Linked DNA regions of Homo sapiens: region 1 is linked to region 2. A link is a loop called in an ENCODE intact Hi-C map of the cell type or tissue named here. Cell type or tissue: ascending aorta. All regions are shown on one strand. Links, peaks and the distances in the headings refer to the core of each region. The heading gives the core; the rest is flanking DNA. Region 1 overlaps LOC124905123 (a long non-coding RNA gene). Region 2 has its middle 54 kb from the start of MIR4766.

The links. Hi-C counts contacts between places; a loop is a spot of excess contacts. Peaks named below come from ENCODE experiments on the same cell type or tissue, not always from the same donor. Only the 100,000 strongest peaks of a DNase experiment are listed, where the experiment ranks them.
Region 1: a loop joins it to region 2, with 2.5 times the contacts of the local background. A loop is called at or near these places in 7 of 110 quality-filtered maps.

The regions. Positions count from the first base shown.
Region 1 is chr22:40,663,248-40,668,626 of GRCh38, reverse strand. All of the region lies in intron 2 of LOC124905123 (a long non-coding RNA gene), which reads left to right. Among named protein-coding and RNA genes, the nearest start is that of MCHR1, 14 kb to the left of the region's middle. RefSeq lists an enhancer at 3,293-3,808. In ascending aorta, for the core only: no CTCF peak of the experiment used is centred there; DNase peaks (open chromatin) are centred at 2,101, 3,056 and 3,541; H3K27ac peaks cover 3,346 bases.
Region 2 is chr22:40,757,643-40,763,021 of GRCh38, reverse strand. No RefSeq gene overlaps it. Among named protein-coding and RNA genes, the nearest start is that of MIR4766, 54 kb to the left of the region's middle. In ascending aorta, for the core only: a CTCF peak has its summit at 2,576 (motif pointing right); no DNase peak of the experiment used is centred there.

The DNA of each region.
Region 1 (5,379 bases), core at 115-5,114, 94 kb after region 2:
TGGGTTCAAGCGATTCTCCTGCCTCAGCCTCCCCAGTAGCTGGGATTACAGGCACCTGCCACCACACCCGGCTAATTTTTGTATGTTTAGTAGAGACAGGGTTTCACCACGTTGGTCAGGCTGGTCTCGAACTCCTGACCTCAGGTGATCTGCCCGCCTTGGCCTCCCAAAGTGCTGGGATTACAGGCATGAGCCACCACACCCGGCCAGCTACACACTTCTAAACAACAAGATTTCATGAGCACTCACTATCACGAGAACAGCAAGGGGGAAACCCGCCCCCATGATCCAATCACCTTCTACCAGGTAACTCCTCCAACACTGGGGATTACAATTTGACATGATATTTGGGCAGGGACAGAAATCCAAACCATATCAGTTGGGAACACTTGCAGCAGTGGAAAGTGTCCTCATTGATGGGATCCATCGGGTTGTCAGAAGGAAACAGAACAAACTCAAACAGGGAAATGCAGGAGAGTTTAGTAAAGGGCCTATTTGCCAGGGTTTGGGCATAGCTAAGGGAGATCAACAGGGAATGCTGAGCAGTGTGCTGGGGCTATGAACAGCAGAGAGCCACTGCCGCTCTCAGGCCTGGGGGCTGAGGGAAGGGGAGAAGTGAGCAGAATCCAGAAAGAGCAGTTAAAAAGTGAGGGAGCCCGGAATGGTGGCTCACGCCTGTAATCCCAGCACTTTGGGAGGCCAAGGTGGGCAGATCACCTGAGGTCGGGAGTTCGAGACCAGCCTGACCAACATGGAGAAACCCTGTCTCTACTAAAAATACAAAATTAGGTTTGGTGGCACGTGCCTGTAACCCTAGCTACTCGGGAGGCTGAGGCAGGAGAATTGCTTGAACCTGGGAGGCGGAAGTTGCGGGGAGCTGAGATTGTGCCATTGCACTCCAGCCTGGGCAACAAAAGTGAAACTCTAACTCAAAAAAAGAAAAATAAACAAATTAGCCGGGTGTGGTGGCTGGTGCCTGTAATCCCAGCTTCTTGGGAAGCTGAGGCACAAGAACCTCTTGAACCCGGGAAGCAGAGGTTGCAATGAGCTAAGATTGCGCCACTGCACTCCAGCCTGGGCAACAGAGCAAGACTCAGTTGCTGTCTCAAAAAATAAAATTTTTTTTAAAAGTGAGGCGGCCAATCAGCAGTAACCTGGCAGGGAGCAGTCCAAAGGAGTAAATAATCTGACCTCACTCTCCTCTTGCCCTCTGACCTCTGTCTGTTGATGCTGTTCTTGAGGGTCAGCATCTTGGGGCCCAGGGCAGGGTGGAAAGGGTGAAAAGTGAATTTAAAGGGGCAAATGGAAAATCAGCCCCACTGATTCAGGAGGAGGCGTTCAAGTTGATATCATCGTGTAATTAATTATTGAAATGACTAGGTTTTTTTTTTGTTTGTTTTTGTTTTTGGAAACAGAGTCTTACTCTATTGCCCAGGCTGGAGTGCAGAGGCACGATCTCAGCTCACTGTAACCTCTGCCTCCTGTGTTCATGCAATTCTCCTGCCTCTGCCTTCCAAGTAGCTAGGATTACTAGTGTGCACCAACACACCCGGTTAATTTTTGTATTTTTAGTAGAGACAGGGTTTCACCATGTTGGTCAGGCTGGTCTTGAACTCCTAGCCTCAAGTGATCTACCCACCTCCACCTCCCAAAGTGCTGGGATTACAGGCATGAGCCACTGTGCCTGGTCAACAACTAGGTATTTTGTTATCCTCTGTCAATCCAGATAAGGAAACTGAGACAAAATTAATATAGAGAGTGATTTGGGCCACGGTTGAGGATTATAGCTTGGAAAACACTGAGAAGTGCTCAAAGAGAGGCTTGAGTTTTTAAAGAGGATTAATCAGGAGAGGGGGCGATTACAAAAGTTGAGTTTCAAGGATGCTCACTGGGTTAAAGAAATAACACTGATTAGTGACTAGCTGTACACTGTTGAGTTATAGCAAGTGAATTACAGTGTCCATTGTGTGGTGTTTTATGGCTACTTGGCATCAGTCAGTCTAGAGCCCACACAGCAAGTGGCTTCCAGAGCTGATTACTTAGCTGGAGGGGGAGTGAGACGTGACTGCTGTCACATTTCCATGCCTTTCTGGGCCTGATAATTTAAAGAGGGCTCACAGCCCGGAAAACACTGGGAAGTGCTCCAGAGAACCAAGGAGAGGCTCAAGTTTTTAAAGAAAACAGGATGAAAAGTTGCTTTTCTTTTTTTTTTTTTGGAAACAGGGTCTCACTCTGTTGCCCAGGCTGGAATGCAGTGGCATGATCTCACCTCACTGCAACTTCTGCTTCCCGGGTTCAAGTAATTCTCCTGCCCCAGCCTCCCATGTAAGCTGGGACTACAAGTACCTACCACCATGCCCGGCTAATTGTGTGGTTTTTATTTATTTATTTATTTGGCTCTGTTGCCCAGACTGGAGTGCAGTGGCACAATCTCGGCTCACTGCAACCTCCGCCTTCTGGGTTCAGTGATTCTCCTGCCTCAGCCTCCCAAGTAGCTGAGATTACAGGCACGCACCACCACTCCTGGCTAATTTTTGTATTTTTAGTAGAGACAGGGTTTCACCATGTTGGCCAGGCTGGTCTTGAACTCCTGACCTCAGGTGATCCACCCGCCTCAGCCTCCCAAAGTGTTGGGATTACAGGCATGAGCTACTGTGCCCGGCCAACACCCGGCTAACTGTTTGTATTTTTAGTAGAGATGGGGTTTCACCATATTGGTAGACTGGTCTTGAACTCCTGACCTCAAATGATCCACACGTCTCAGCCTCCCAAAGTGCTGGGATTACAGGTGTGAGCCACCATGCCTGGCTGAAAAGTTGCTTTTCTTTCTCATCTCATTTAATAGATGAAGTGAAGTGCCACAGGTTGGGTTTTCTGGGAGCAGATGCTGGGGTGGAGAGAGGAGTACCAAATGTGTCTGTGGGGTGAGCGCTGGCCAAGGAAGAAGGGAAGCACATCGGGAAGGGGTCCAGAGATTGTGATGCTGACCTGACAAGGGCTCTGCCAGCCCAGTGGGAAGCCCCAGAGCAAGGCAGTCCAACATTAGGCAGAAGTGGCCAGGCCCTGGCACCACAGCCCTGCCTAGTCGGTGGCTGGGAACCAACCCAAGAAGCGTGTGATCCCAGCTCAGAAGCTGAAACAAGGCTTCTCCAAAATCCAAAAATAGAATTACCATATTATTCAGCAATCCCACTTCTGAGTCTATATCCAAAGAAAATGAAATCAGTATCTCAAGAAGATATCTGTATCCCATGTTTATTGCAGCATTACTCACAATAGCCAAGTTATGGAGTTAACATAAGTGTCTGTATTAGTCAGGGTTTCTCCAGAGGGACAGAGGCAATAAGATATATATGAAAGGGGATTTATTAGAGGGAACTGGGTCACGCAATTACAGAGGCAAAGTCCTACAAGGGGCTGTCTGCAAGCTGGAGAACCAGAGAAGCCAGTACTGAGGCTCAGTCCAAATTTAACAGACTCAGAACCAGCCAAGCAAACAGTGCAGCCTCCAGTCTGAGACCAAAGGCCTCAGAGCCCCCACGAGGCTGCTGGTGCAAGTTCCAGATTCCAAGAGCTGAAGAACCTGGAGTCTTGTTTTCCAAGGGCAGGAGGAGATAGAGGCAGCCAGCTCCAGGAGGGAGAGCATGAGCTGAGTATCCCCACTCTTCTGCCTGCTTTGTCCTAGTGGTGGAATGGGGTCGGGGGTGGGCAGCAGATGGGATGGTGCCCACCCACACTGAGGGCGGGTCTTCCTCTCTCAGTCCACTGAAGCATACATCAATCTCCTCTGGGCTGGACGCCATGGCTCACGCCTGTAATCCAGCACTTTGGGAGGCCGCGGGGGGTGGATCACCTGAGGTCAGGAGGTTGAGACCAGCCTGACCAACATGGTGAAACCCCATCTTTACTAAAAATACAAAAACTAGCCAGGCGCTGGGCGCGGTGGCTCACGCCTGTAATCCCAGCACTTTGGGAGGCCAAGGCGGGTGGATCAGGTCAGGAGATAGAGACCATGCTGGCTAACATGGTGAAACCCCGTCTCTACTAAAAATACAAAAAAATTAGCCGGGCGTGGTGGCGGGCGCCTGTAGTTCCAGCTACTCGGGAGGCTGAGGCAGGAGAATGGCGTGAACCCGGGAGACAGAGCTTGCAGTGAGCTGAGATCGTGCCACTGCACACCAGCCTGGGCGACAGAGTGAGACTCTGTCTCAAAAAAAAAAAAAAAAAAACTAGCCAGGCATGGTAGCAGGCACCTGTAATCCCAGCTACTTGGGAGGCTGAGACATGAGAATCACTTGAATCCAGGAGGCAAAGGTTGCAGTGAGCCAAGATCATGCCATTGCACTCCAACCTGGAGACACAGGGAGACTCTGTCTCAAAAAAAAAAAAAAAAAAAAAAAAAAAAACTCCTCTGAAAACACCCTCACAGGCGCATCCAGCAACAATGTTTCACCAGCCAACTAGGCATCCCTCAATCCAGTCAAGTTGACACCTAATACTACCCATGGCAAGTCCACTCCTTGTCAGCTTGGCATCCATAAACATCTCCTTAAACCATACTTAATCTCCTCAAGTAAAGACAGTGACAAGGTCATAATTCTGCCTAAATGAAACAATTACCCTGTGCACAACTGAAAACACACTAATCCGGTCTCCCAGAAGAGGAGGTAAAGTTCTTGAGTGATATTTACTGTGATTATTCCGTAACTTGAATAGTATGATGTAAAATTCACAATTCTTAGGCTGGGCTTGGTGGCTCATGCCTGTAATCCCAGCACTTTGGGAGGCTGAGGCGGGAAGCTCACTGGAGCCCAGGAGTTCAAGACCAGCCTGAGCAATATAGTAAGACCCCCGTCTCTACAAACGAATAATTAAAAAATTAGCCAGGCATGGTGGTATGTGCCTGTAGTCCCAGCTACTTAAGAGGCTAAGGCAGGAGAATCCCTTGAGCCCAGGAGTTCAGGGCTGCAACGAGTCATGATCGTGCCACTGCACTGCAGGCTGGGCAGCAGAGTGAGGCTTGGTCTCAAAAACAAAAGCAAACCAAAAAACCATCCATATATTTCAACATTTTTTTTTTTTTGATATGCAGTCTCACTCTGTCACACAAGCTGGAATGCAGTGGCGCAATCTTGGCTCACTGCAGCCTCTGCCTTCCCTGTTCAAGTGATTCTCCTGTCTCGGCCTCCGGAGTAGCTGGATTACAGGCGCCTGCCACCACGCCTGGCTAATTTTTGTATTTTTAGTAGAGACGGGCTTTCACCATATTGGCCAGGCTGGTCTCCTGGCCTCAGGTGATCCTCCTGCCTCAGTCTCCCAATGTGCTGGGATTAGAGGTGTGAGCCACCGCAGCCAGCCAACTTTTTTTTTTTTTTTTTT
Region 2 (5,379 bases), core at 237-5,236:
TTGACTACCGTAAGTACCTCATCTAAGTGGAATCACACAGTAATTGTCTAACTGTGACTGGCTTATTTCACTCAGCATAATGTTCTTGAGGTTCACCTATGTTGTAGCATAGGTCAGAATTTCCTTCCTTTTTGAGGTCGAATAATATTCCATTGTATGTATATATCACATTTTGCTTCTCTATCGACATTTGGGTTGCTTCCACATTTTAGCTATTGTGAATAATGCTGCTGTGCACATGGGTATACAAATATCTCTTTGAAACCTTGCTTTTAATTCTTTTGGATACATACCCAGAAGTAAATTTGCTGGATCATATGGTAATTCTATCTTTAATTTTTTTTTTTATCTGAGACAGAGTCTTGCTCTGTCACCCAGGCTGGAGTGCAATGGCGCGATCTCAGCTCACTGCAGCCTCCACCTCCCTTGTTCCAGCAATTCTCCTGCCTCAGCCTCCCAAGTAGCTGGGATTACAGGTGCCCGCCACCACACCTGGCTAATTTTTGTATTTTTAGTAGAGACAAGGTTTCACCATGTTGGCCAGGCTGGTCTCAAACTCCTGACCTCAGGTGATCCACCCACCTCAGCCTCCCAAAGTGCTGGGATTACAGGCATGAGCCACTGTGCCCAGCTCTATTTTTAATTTTTTGAGGAATCACCGTACTCTTCCATGGCAGCTGCACCATTTTACGCTCCCACCAACAGTGCACAAGGGTTCCAATTTCTCCACATCCTCATCAACGCTTATTATTTTCTGCTTTTTTGATAGTAGCCATCGTAACGGGGTGTGCGGTGGTATCTCATTGTCGTTTTGATTTGCATTTCCCTAATGATTAGTGATAATGAGTATCTCTTCATTTGCTTATTGGCCATTTGTATATCTTCTTTGGGGAAATGTCTATCCAAGTCACTTGCCTACTCCCTAGTGAGCCAACTCAGAATTTAAAAAAAAAAAGTTATTTGCCTGTTTTTGAATCAAGTGTTTTTTTGTTGTTGAGTTTTAGGAATTCTCTATATATTCTAGATATTAATCTCTTATCAGACGTATGATTTGCAAATATTTTCTCCCATTCTGTGGGTTGCCTTTTTACTCTGTTGATAGTGTCTTTTGATGTACGCATTTTTAAATTTTCATGAAGTCCAACCTGTCTGTTTTTTGTTGTTTTTGCCTGCTACTTGGAAAGCTGAGGTGGGAGAATACTGCTTGAACCCAAGAGGTGGAGGTTGCAGTGAGCCGAGATCACGCCATTGCACTCCAGCCTGGGTGACAGTGAGACTCTATCTCAAAAAAAAAAAAAAAAAGAAACTAGTTGAGTTTTTGAGTTCTTTATTTTGCATTTGTTAGTGTATTAAAAATTATAAAAGATTGGGTGCAGTAGCTCATGCCTATAGTCCCAGCACTTTGGGAGGCCAAGGCAGAAGGACCGCCTGAGCCCAGGAGTTTGACCAGCCTAGGCAACATAGCAAGACCTCATCTCTAGAAAAAATTATCTGGGCATGGCGGTGCACACCTGCAATTCCAGCTACTCGGAAGGCTGAGATGGAAGGATTGCTTGAGCCCAGGAGCCAGGAGGTGGAAGCTGCAGTGAGCCATGATCATGTCACCACCCTCCAGCCTGGGTGACAAAGCAAGATACTGCCTCAAAAAAAAAAAATATATATATATATATATATAATATATATATAATATGTATATATAAATTATATACACACATTTATATATAAATGTATTAAATACATATATAAGGATAATATATAAATTATCCTTCACCTTAAGTCTTCACTGTTTTTAGATATATATTTTATATATATTTAATATATGTTATACATGTTAAATATATTTACATATGTTATATATAGTAAATATATATAACATATTTATATTTTAATTTTTTTATTATTATTTTTTTGAGACGGAGTCTCGCTTTGTTGCCCAGGCTGGAGTGCAGTGGCGCTATCTCGGCTCACTGCAAGCTCCGCCTCCTGGGTTCACGCCATTATCCTGCCTCAGCCTCCCGAGTAGCTGGGACTACAGGCACCCGCCACCACGCCTGGCTAATTTTGTGTATTTTTAGTAGAGAGGGGATTTCACCGTGTTAGCCAGGATGGTCTCAATCTCCTGACTTCGTGATCCGCCCGCCTCGGCCTCCCAAAGTGCCGGGATTACAGGTGTAAGCCACCGCGACCGGCCAAATCTCTTTTTTTTTTTTGTTTTTAGGAGACTGCGTCTTGCTTTATTTCCCCGGGCTGAGTACAGTGGCATGGTCATAGCTCACTGCAGCTTCAAACTCCTGGGCTCAAGTGACCCTCCTGCCTCAGTCTCCTGAGAGGCTGGGATTACAGGCTAAATTATTTTATTAACCCCTTGAACCATGGAGTTATGTTAGGCAAAGTGCATCTGTAGAAATGCTTTATTATTATGATGATAGTCATGGAAATCAAAAGGAAATTTTATGGATTATCTTTGTTGATGTTTTCATTCATAAATAAACTCCCATTTGATAGAAAATGGCTGCATTTGTTTTTAACTTTGCAGTTATAGATATGAAGAAAGCTTTAAACCACCAGAGGGCATTGCAGTCAGCTTCTTATTATAAATCATTATAAATCACTGCTGTCAGAGATGCCTAGTGAAATTTGTTCCCAATTAAACCAGAAAAAGAAGCATTTTTAGGCCGGGTGCTGTGGCTCACACCTGTAATCCCAGCACTTTGGGAGGCCAAGGCGGGCGGATCACGAGGAGTTCGAGACCAGCCTGACCAACATGGTGAAACCCCATCTCTACTAAAAATACAAAAATCAGCCAGGCGTGGGGGTTTGTGTCTGTAATCCCAGCTACTCAGGAGGCTGAGACAGGAGAATCGCTTGAACCTGGGAGGCAGAGGTTGCAGTGAGCCAAGATCACACCACTGCACTCCAGCCTGGGCAACAGAACAAGACTCCGTCTCAAAAAAAAAAAAAAAAAAAAAAGGAAGCATTTTTAGATCTCATAAACAATCTGAATAGGAGCTGTGGCTTGAACTTAGTGGAACACTACCTTGAAGCACCTTTTTATATGTATTAAAGCAAAGAGTGGAGTTGGTAGTACTTTGCTGAAATTGTATTGTTTTACTTTTTTCTTTCCCCAAGCGTATGCCCAAACTTTTAATTTGTCATCTATCATTTATCATCTTTTTTGGCCAAAGAATGAAGCCAAGTACCTCTCCATATCAACAGGTATTGAAGTGCGAGACACAAAAGTTACAGTTTTTGGCCAGTAGTATCCACCTCTTTATGGCCTTTATTGGAGCTAACAGAAACCTGCAAAATTAGGCAGCCGGGCACGGTGGCTCACACCTGTGATCCCAGCAATTTGGGAGACCAAGGCAGAGAGATCACTTAAGCTCAGCAGTTCGAGACAAGTCTAGGCAACATGGCAAGACCCTGCCTCTACAAAAAATACAGGCATGGTGGTGTGTGCCTGTGGTCCCAGCTAATTGTGGGGCCGAGGCAGGAGGATTGCTCAAGCCTCAGAGGCCAAGGCTGCAGTGAGCTGAGATTGCACCACTGCACACTCCAGCCTGGGCAACAAAGTGAGACCCTGTCTAAAAAAAAAAAAGAAAAGAAAGAAAAGAAACATACAAAATAGAATGATCCACAGTTTGTTAAAACTCCCTCGTTCCTGTTCACCATTGGTGGAAGTGCCAACAGGCAGAAAAATGATTAAAAGTCAGAGCAGGAGGTAAAAAGCATTTTGACAACCCATGAATTTAAAAATCAAATCCTCACTAAACAAGTGTTGTTAATGTAAACAGGTAAAACGTCTTTCCACATCATCTGTATTTTTTTTTCTTTTGAGACAGTTTCGCTCTTGTTGCTCAGCCTGGAGTGCAATGGCACGGTCTCAGATTACTGCAACGTCTGCCTCCCAGGTTCAAGCAATTCTCCTGCCTCAGCCTCCCAAGTAGTTGGGATTACAGGCACGCGCCGCCACGCCCAGCTAATTTTGTATTTTTTTTTTTAGTAGAGACGGCGGGGTTTCACCAGGTTGGTCAGACTCGTCTCGAACATGTGACCTCAAGTGATCCACCCGCCTTGGCCTCCCAAAGTGCTGGGGTTACAGGCATGAGCCACCACAATTGGCCCATATCATCTGAAATAAATGTGGTAACTATTGAGGCTTCCTGGTTATAGCTGACTAGAGCTCTCATTGGTCTATATTCCAGGAGCATTTGAGATATTAATTTATTTTACGAACACTTACTGAGTACATTTGTGCCAGTGACTGGCTAAAGCTGTAGCATACAGATATAAACACTGATTATTAATCTTTGTATATTTCTTTGTAGTTCATAAAACAATCTGGCATCCACCCTCTTATTTGGTGCTGCAGACCTCTGAGATGCAGTGGGCAGGTGATATCTCCATTTTATAGGTGTGGAGACAGGTTCCAAATTGTTAAATGACTCATTCATAGTCAAACAGCCAGTAACTGACAGAGCAGGACCAAACAGGTCTTCTAATTTCAAATGCCATCCTTTTTTCCACAACAGCATGCTGTCTTCCTAGAAGAGGTAAGCCTATTACTCTCGATACATATTATATGCCAAAGGACCCCAGGTTAAAAATATAGCCACTCGATGGTTGTGATTGTTTAGCTTAACAAGCAACTTAGCAAATAAGTTCAGAAGTTTGCCAGCACTATTTCTCTTTTCTCCAAAGATCAAAGGTAGATTCAGCATACAGTCAATGAAAGAAAATAAATTGGATTCTTTTTTAGTATTTGGTTGACCTTTACTAAGAATCTCTTTCCGCCGAGTGCGGTGGCTCACGCCTGTAATCCCAGCACTGGAGGTCAGGAGTTTGAAAACAATCTGGCCAACACGGTAAAACTCCATCTCTATTAAAAATACAAAAATTGGCCGGGTGTGGTGGCAGGTGCCTGTAGTCCCAGCTACTCAGAAGGCTGAGGCAGGAGAATCGCTTGAACTCAGGAGGCAGAGGTTGCAGTGAGTTGAAATCACGCCACTGCACTCCAGCCTGGGAGACAGAACAAGATGCCATCTCAAAAAAAAAAAAAAAGAATATCTTTCAAGGCTCAGTTCCTGCATCTTTTTCCTTGAGGTATGATTTATGCAGTAACACCCACGTTAAAAAGAGTAGGCCCATCATTTGAATTTCAAGTTTGGGTGAGGATGTCCGTAAGACAAAGGTCTCTGGAATGCTTTTTATTTTATTTTATTTTATTTTGGAGACAGAGTCTTGCTCTGTCACCCAGGCTGGAGTGCAGTGGCATGATTAAAGCTCATTGCAGCCTCAACCACGCAAGCGATTCACTCACCTCAGCCTCCCGAGTAGCTGGTACCACAGGCAAGTGTGACCCTGCCCAGCTAATTTTTT